Regions from separate parts of the Homo sapiens genome. Here region 2 is linked to region 1. A link is a contact called in ENCODE Hi-C data. All regions are on one chromosome and are shown on one strand. Each heading gives the region's core, a stretch centred on a gene start or an enhancer-like site at or near the end of the contact. The rest is flanking DNA. Distances are from core to core; before and after follow the strand shown.

Region 1 (3,450 bases), core at 153-2,652:
GGCTGGAGTGCAGTGGCGCCATGTCGGCTCCCTGCAACCTCCACCTCCCAGGTTCAAGTGATTCCCCTGCCTCAGTCTCCCTAGTAGCTGGGATTATAGGTGCCCGCCACCATGCCCGGCTGATTTTTGTATTTTTGGTACAGATGGGGTTTCTCCATGTTGGCCAGGCTGGTCTTAAACTCCTGACAGCGAATGATCTGCCCACCTCGGCCTCCCAAAGTTCTGGGATTATAGGCATGAGCCACCCCGCCAGGCTGCAGTTAAATTTAAAAACAAAAATCAGCTGCACCCGTCCAAGCCCGGGAAGGCCACCCTAAGCACGGTTTACTAAAGCCTTTGTTTCGCCACAAAATGTGACAACTGAGTGTGTGGAAGCCAGGAAAGCTATTGTTATCTGGCTACATGAAGAGCACATGGAGGTGGCAAGAAGGAAGGAGACAAAGTTTCCACATCCCGGGTGTGTGTGTGTGTGTGTGTGTGTGCACGTGACAGAGAGAGAGAGAGAGAGATGCTCAGTTCTCAGGGACTAGAGTAAGAGGCACAGCAGTGCATCCACGTCCCAAGCAGAGTAGCCGGGGTCGACAAAGGTTTGGATATCATGTCATGGAAGAGCAATGACGGCGTTGGAGGAGTTTGTTTGAAAAGAAAGTGGAAGTGGGAGGGGAGAGGCAGGGTACACTCTTCAGTTTCAAAGCTTGAAGGGAATGATTCATTTTGTGCTAACTAGGATGCAGTAGTAGACAGGGAGCTGGACTCAAGGTGTGGGGAGACCACAGGCAAGTCCCTGGAGGCAAAAATCCTCCAGAAGTTGTCAAGAGGGAGAGCGTGGTGAGCAGAACGCCCCTCAGGAAGACAGCTTATGAGGATGGAAGGAATTGCTTCGAGGAGCGATGTGATTGAGAGAGGCCCAAGGGGCATGTGTGATGCAGCCCGGTCCAGGGGCATTTGCTGCGAGGCCTCCTTAGGAGATGCGAGTTTAGGCTCAAGCAGAACCACTCCCTGCGTAGTTAGGCTGGCATTGCTGCCGGCTGCCTCATCCTCCTGCCCCTGAGTCCACTGCAGCCTCTAAGGCACATCTGCTGAAGGCTTTCCACTGGCCTAGGGCGCCCGCAGGTTTGGCCTGGTTCTTAGCAGTCACCAGGAGCAGATGTTGGCACACCTAGTACGAGAAGGTCCTTTCCAGCGCTTGGCAGCTATTTGCCATGGGAATGTCTGTCTCTGACAGGGGCTCTTCACCATGTGTGGGATGTGAGCAGCGGAGGGGAGCCCTGTCTGGGGCAGGCAGTTGGCCTCAATGACCTCTACCATTTTTTTCAAGTCTAGGAGGGCATGAGCTTTTCTGGCAGAGTTGGCATCTGTGATAGGTGGTTTGCTGAGAGGAGTCGGCAAACTCTCTTAAGTTAAAAGTTGGTCGATGCTTTTGATCTTTTTTCCCTTTGTGGTTTCTTCTCTTCCTTCAAAGTGAAGAAAACTTTAAGTATGACTGGAAAAGACATGACTCTGTGGCTTCTAGTAGAGTCGGCACCCGCCGCCTGTAAATGTGTAGACTGCGTCTCCGGTTTGCCCCTCTCTGTCACCATCATACTCTTGCTACTGTGACATCTTGTGACCCTGGGAACTGCTGATGAAATCCGGGGCCTCATCAGGCTACTGGGCAGGGGGTGGTGGTGGTGCAGGGAACAGAAACTCGCCTTGGCTGACTCTGTAAGGGGTAAGGGGTGGGCAGCCTTTGTGGAGATGTGCAGAGCCAGGAAGGAGAAGGCCGCCCTAGGGCCTTGGAACCAGAAGAGCATGGGGTCTGCACGCAGCTTCTCCCATGGATCAGCTCTTCTCTGTGGGGCCGCTCTTCCCAGCCAGCAGCCTCCCTTCTCAGTCCCCAGTCCTAAGAAGGAGTCTGATGGCTCAGCCTCCACGGCTTTCTCCGCATGAGCCACTCAGGGGCTGCCAGTCTGTGTATGAATCGGCTGTCTTGGAGCAGGTACCCCCCTCTGCCTCTCAGAGATGGGGACAGAGTCGTGGGGGCAGCGTGCCTCCTTAAGGTCTCCGCTTAGCCAGGACAGTGGGCGGGCAGCTTTCAGAGAAGATGGGCGGCTCTGCTGGACTTCTCTGCTCCTGACCCCGGCACTAGATCTGTGACCTCCGCAGTAGCTGACATGGTACAGGGAGCTGTGGACCTAGGTGGTCTGAAGAGGTTTTCCTTCAAGGTGAATTAAAGGGGAATTCTCATAGGATTCTCCCAGGTGGACTCACCTTCGAAAATCTACCTCCAAGAGTAAATGACAGCAGACGTCCACTGAGGACCAAGTGCACACTCATGCCCAATTAAGCAGACTCAGAGCCCTTCGGGGAAGCTTTAGCAGTTATTGATCTCTGCCTATTTTAACTCAAGTTCCTCTTTTCATGTTGAGGCAAAACCTCACAGTCTTTTCTGAGCTTAGCCACAGTTTCTAAATAACTCATTCCTGACACCTGAGCCTGTTCAGTGCCACCAGAATACGAGGCTCCCCAAAATAAGAATCTGGCCTGAAATTTTGCCAAGTGAAGCACCGAAAGGCTTTCATTGTTTCTTAGTTTAGTAACTTTAGCTCTTTTCCTGGGGACTTCTGTTCTCTTGTCAACACCAAAGATCTCATCTTTGTTCTTTGCAGACCAACTTCATGGAGTTGGCCCACGTGTCATAGCCCATGACAGCCCTGTATCAATCAGGGAGAGGAGCTGCCTCACCTGGGGGACTCTTTTCTCTCACTCCATCTTTCACAGACTTAAAAAAAATCCGAGATGGGAGGGCAGGATGCAAACTGTAACTTCATCCAACCCCCTCGTTCTAAATATGAGTGTTGCTGAGAACTGCGGAAGTTGGAACTCACAGCCAGGCCTCCCGGCCTCCCCGGCTAAGCTTTCTTCCTTCCAATCCAGAAGGTGTTTCCAAGCCTGTCTGGAGTCCCCTGGGGAAGGATGAGCCCAGGACTCTGCCCAGAGGGACAGGGAGACAGGGCAATGTGGCCTCTCAGAGAGCTTGGCCTCTTGCCCTTCACATGGTTATAGATAATATTTGATCCCAGGTGGCATCTGTCCCTTGTGGTAAATCAGTGAGGTGCCCCTAGAATGAAAGCAGACTCCATTCCCGGCTGGGATCTGGGTTCAAGTCCAATTTGGTCAGCGATGTGGCCTTGGGCAAGGACTGCCAAGAAACTGCTGGAAAGTAGAGATCACACACATACCTCCCAGCACAAGGAAGCTGCTGGGGAGGAGGGTGGAGACAGCAGGGAGCTGGAGGTGCTTTAGAGCATTCTAGGCAGTGCTGGGAGTGGTGGGGAAGGAGGGGTAAATTTTGGAACTCCATCTCCCTCAGCTCTGCTCTTTGGGCTATGGGCTTCATGTCTTCAGGGACCTGAGTACGCTCTGGAACTGTTAAGCAGTTGTTCAACAGCTGCTGTGCCACTCAAACCC
Region 2 (3,107 bases), core at 27-2,526, 380 kb before region 1:
TTGGTCAGGCTGGTCTCAAACTCCCAACCTCAGGTGATCCGCCGCCTCGGCCTCCCAAAGTGCTGGGATTACAGGCGTGAGCCACTGCCCGGCCGAGAATTGGAGGTTTTTGTTTTTGTTTTAGACGGAGTCTTGCTCTGTCGCCAGGCTGGAGTGCAGTGGCGCGATATCGGCTCACTGCAACGTCTGCCTCCCCAGTTCAAGCGATTCTCCTGCCTCAGCCTCCCGACTAGCTGCGACTGCAGGTGCGTGCCACCACGCCCGGCTACATTTTTTTTTGTATTTTTAGTAGAGACGGGATTTCACCGTGTTAGCCAGGATGGTCTGGTCTCGATCTCCTGACCTCGTGATCCGCCCACCTCCGCCTCCCAAAGTGCTGAGATTACAGGTGTGAGCCACTGCGCCCGGCATGAGAATTGGAGTTTTTAACATTCCATTTTAAGATGGGAGACACAAGTAATCTTTAAAGCTGACAGGAAGGATCCTGTAGGAAGGAAGAAGTTGGAGACACAGGCAAGAATGGGATGCCTAAGGATAGAGTTGCTAGATTTAGCAAACACAGGACGCCCAATTAAATTTGAATTTCAGAAAAACAACGAACAATTTTTCAGTGTGTGCCCCAAATATTGCTGGGTGTCTTGTATTTTATCTGTCAATTCCAAAATAGTTCATCTCTAGGTAAAAGGGTTATAGCCCCAGATGTCCTAGGAAGGAATCAGAGCTCTCAAGTCCTTTCCAGCTGTCCCAGTACAACACTCTGAAATGAATTCCCAGTTCTACCAGAACTGTTAACAAGTAGAGAAACTGCTTTGAATTTCAGCTTTTGCGGCTTTCCCATTCGCTCTAGGATGGCAACTGCGAAGAAAAATGCCGGACTAAAAGCTGTGGAAAAGTTCTAATTTGGAAAACCAGCCCGCAAGTGATGCAGAGGCTTTTGAACTGCAAAAGAGCTCTGGGCGTACAGGACAGTGAGTCACACGGTGCCTGGTCCGGGCCCAACCCTGGACACCAACACCACTCAACTCAAGGGCAGGTACCCGGCTGCTGCCAAGGGGTCAGCGGGAGCCTGCGCACTGCCACGGCCCCGCCCTCTTCCAACCTTTCATCCGGGTCTCGGGCAGGGGCGTGTCTGGGCAGAGGGGCGGGTGGTGGCGGAAAGGAAGGATGTCGTGGGAGACTGGAGAGTGGGGAGGGAAGCGGGAAGGGGCGGGGGCGGAGCAGGGGGCGTGGCGGAGCGGGAGCGCGGTCACGTGACGTGCGTGGCGACGTGTCGGCCATCTTGTGTTGTTGAGGCTGAGGACTGACTGGGGTTCTGAGACTCCCTGTCCCGGACCGCAGGTAACCAGCCGTTCCGTGTCGCTCCCCTGCCCGGCTCTGCTCCGCGCCCCGGCCCCGCCGCCGCGTCCCGGGCCGCCTGTGTCTCCGGTCCGCGTTCGCGCCCCTGCTCCTCCTGCCCGAGCTGGCCCGGCCGCATGGACACCCACAGGCCGCTCCGGCCGGCTTGGGCCGTCAGGCGACGGGACAGGTCAGGTGCAGGGCCGGAGGGAGCCTCCTCCTGGGCGAGGGGCGCTGAGGGCCCTGGCGCGTCACGGCCGCGAGGAGCCGAGAAGCCCCTAGGCCAGGGCCTCTTGGCATTGCGAGGGGAGCCGAACAAGGCAGGAGGGTTGTGGGGTGGGCAGTGTCAGGCCGGCTTGCTCGGAGCTGGAGGGCTCGCCTTCCTCTGCTTGCTTCTCCGCGCCAGACACCCGCCCAGTCTCGGGGTGGCCCGGTAACAGCTGCTGCGGCCAGACAGCTGCTCCTGCCGGCTCTCCTGTCCACACCTGGTCCCTGGGAGGTGCGCTCCTGCCTTCCCCACAGAGCATCTGGACGGAGGAGACTCCTTCCGTGGCGAGAGTACTGGGTCTGGACCAGGCCTGAGGCGAGGTGCAGCCACCATGATCGGAACCTTGGGACCGAGGCTGGGAAACTAGAGCCCATGGCAGCCTTGGGGACCCAAATGTTCACATCAGGTTGAAATGGGCATTATCCTTAAGTGTCAGTTTCCAAAAGCACTCTGAATACTTGTTTTGCGACTGAAACATAAATCAAGCGAACAGGGAATGGGGGCATGAAAGAAGCGGAGCGTATGACCGTGTTTGGGAAGCAATAACGTTGTTTTGCAGTTAATTATTTAGTACTGTGTTTTTTATTTTGTTGTTTTCGTTTTCCTGCAAGTCAAAGCACTTAAACACACGTAGTCTCTCTGTAAGAAAGGTAAGTATTCCAGTTTAACTTGCAAGAAATTGAGTATGGGGCTAGAAGCTGTGAACAGCTTCCTTTCTAGAGCTACATACATTGAATTAAGGCAGTTTTGATTCCCAATGTTGTGCCTGGGGAAGGTATTCTTTCTTTATATAGTATGTCCTTTTTAGAATCAAATGACTTCCTAGATTAGAAAAAAAAATTCTGTCATTCTTTCTGTACATTAATTTTGCTCCTTCTAATATTTGTAGCTTTGGCCTTATTTTGTCCATTTTGCCTAGAACACAAATACTTTCTCTTATTCATTGATGGTTTTACGTGTTTTACTAGTTGGTGTAGCAGTTTCTGATGTGCTCAAACTGGAATATGTACTTGGCTTTTACATCAGATGTTGACAACAGAAGAGGACACTAGAAAAGTATTTAAAAGTGGCACGTAACTGGAAAAATGTCACATGATGTTTCTTTCGAAATTTAACATCAAGGAATACACTGGTGATGGTAGTGCTTCACCAGAAAGGAGAGGGCTTCATGACTTTTTGGTACCTGACAGCATTTGAGACTCTTGAGGTTTGGGAGGGAGAAGGAACCATGTGCTTCCATTCATTTGTTTATTCATTCATACATTCATTTATTTGACAGATACCCTGTTGAGCACTTACTACACTGTTAAGTACTGGGAGCAAAACAGACCAAACAATTCCTGTCTGTATGGAATTCATTTCTAGACAGATAAATAGGTAAAATACTTGATGTAGTGGTAAGCGATGTGAAAGAAAAAAATGAGTCAGGGAGATAGAATAATAGGGGTTTGGGGAGGGGTTAATTTTAAGTGCCCTGAGAAGGCCTCATGGAGAAGCTAACACT

What was found. A loop is a pair of places that touch in the nucleus more often than their neighbours do. Pooled maps may share reads with other maps.
Region 2: a loop to region 1 is called in a map of CD4-positive, alpha-beta T cell, with 2.5 times the contacts of the local background. The contact joins the promoter of GIGYF2 here to the enhancer-like site in region 1. A Hi-C loop is called at or near these places in 3 of 168 maps with a recorded cell type or tissue (CD4-positive, alpha-beta T cell and naive thymus-derived CD4-positive, alpha-beta T cell), 2 of 37 single-sample maps with no recorded cell type and 9 of 50 pooled maps.

The regions. Positions count from the first base shown.
Region 1 is chr2:233,079,974-233,083,423 of GRCh38, forward strand. All of the region lies in intron 2 of INPP5D (inositol polyphosphate-5-phosphatase D), which reads left to right. Among named protein-coding and RNA genes, the nearest start is that of INPP5D, 21 kb to the left of the region's middle. RefSeq lists enhancers at 1,731-1,820, 2,331-2,480. Within about 2 kb of position 1,403, at least 12 of the 41 ENCODE cell types and tissues checked have a DNase peak (open chromatin) inside an H3K27ac peak, as active enhancers do; they include CD4-positive, alpha-beta T cell, where a contact is called at or near this core.
Region 2 is chr2:232,696,055-232,699,161 of GRCh38, forward strand. GIGYF2 (GRB10 interacting GYF protein 2) reads left to right here and starts at 1,277. Exons shown (of 29, transcript NM_001103146.3): 1 at 1,277-1,338. RefSeq lists enhancers at 1,084-1,780, 1,781-2,475 and silencers at 1,130-1,219, 1,250-1,579.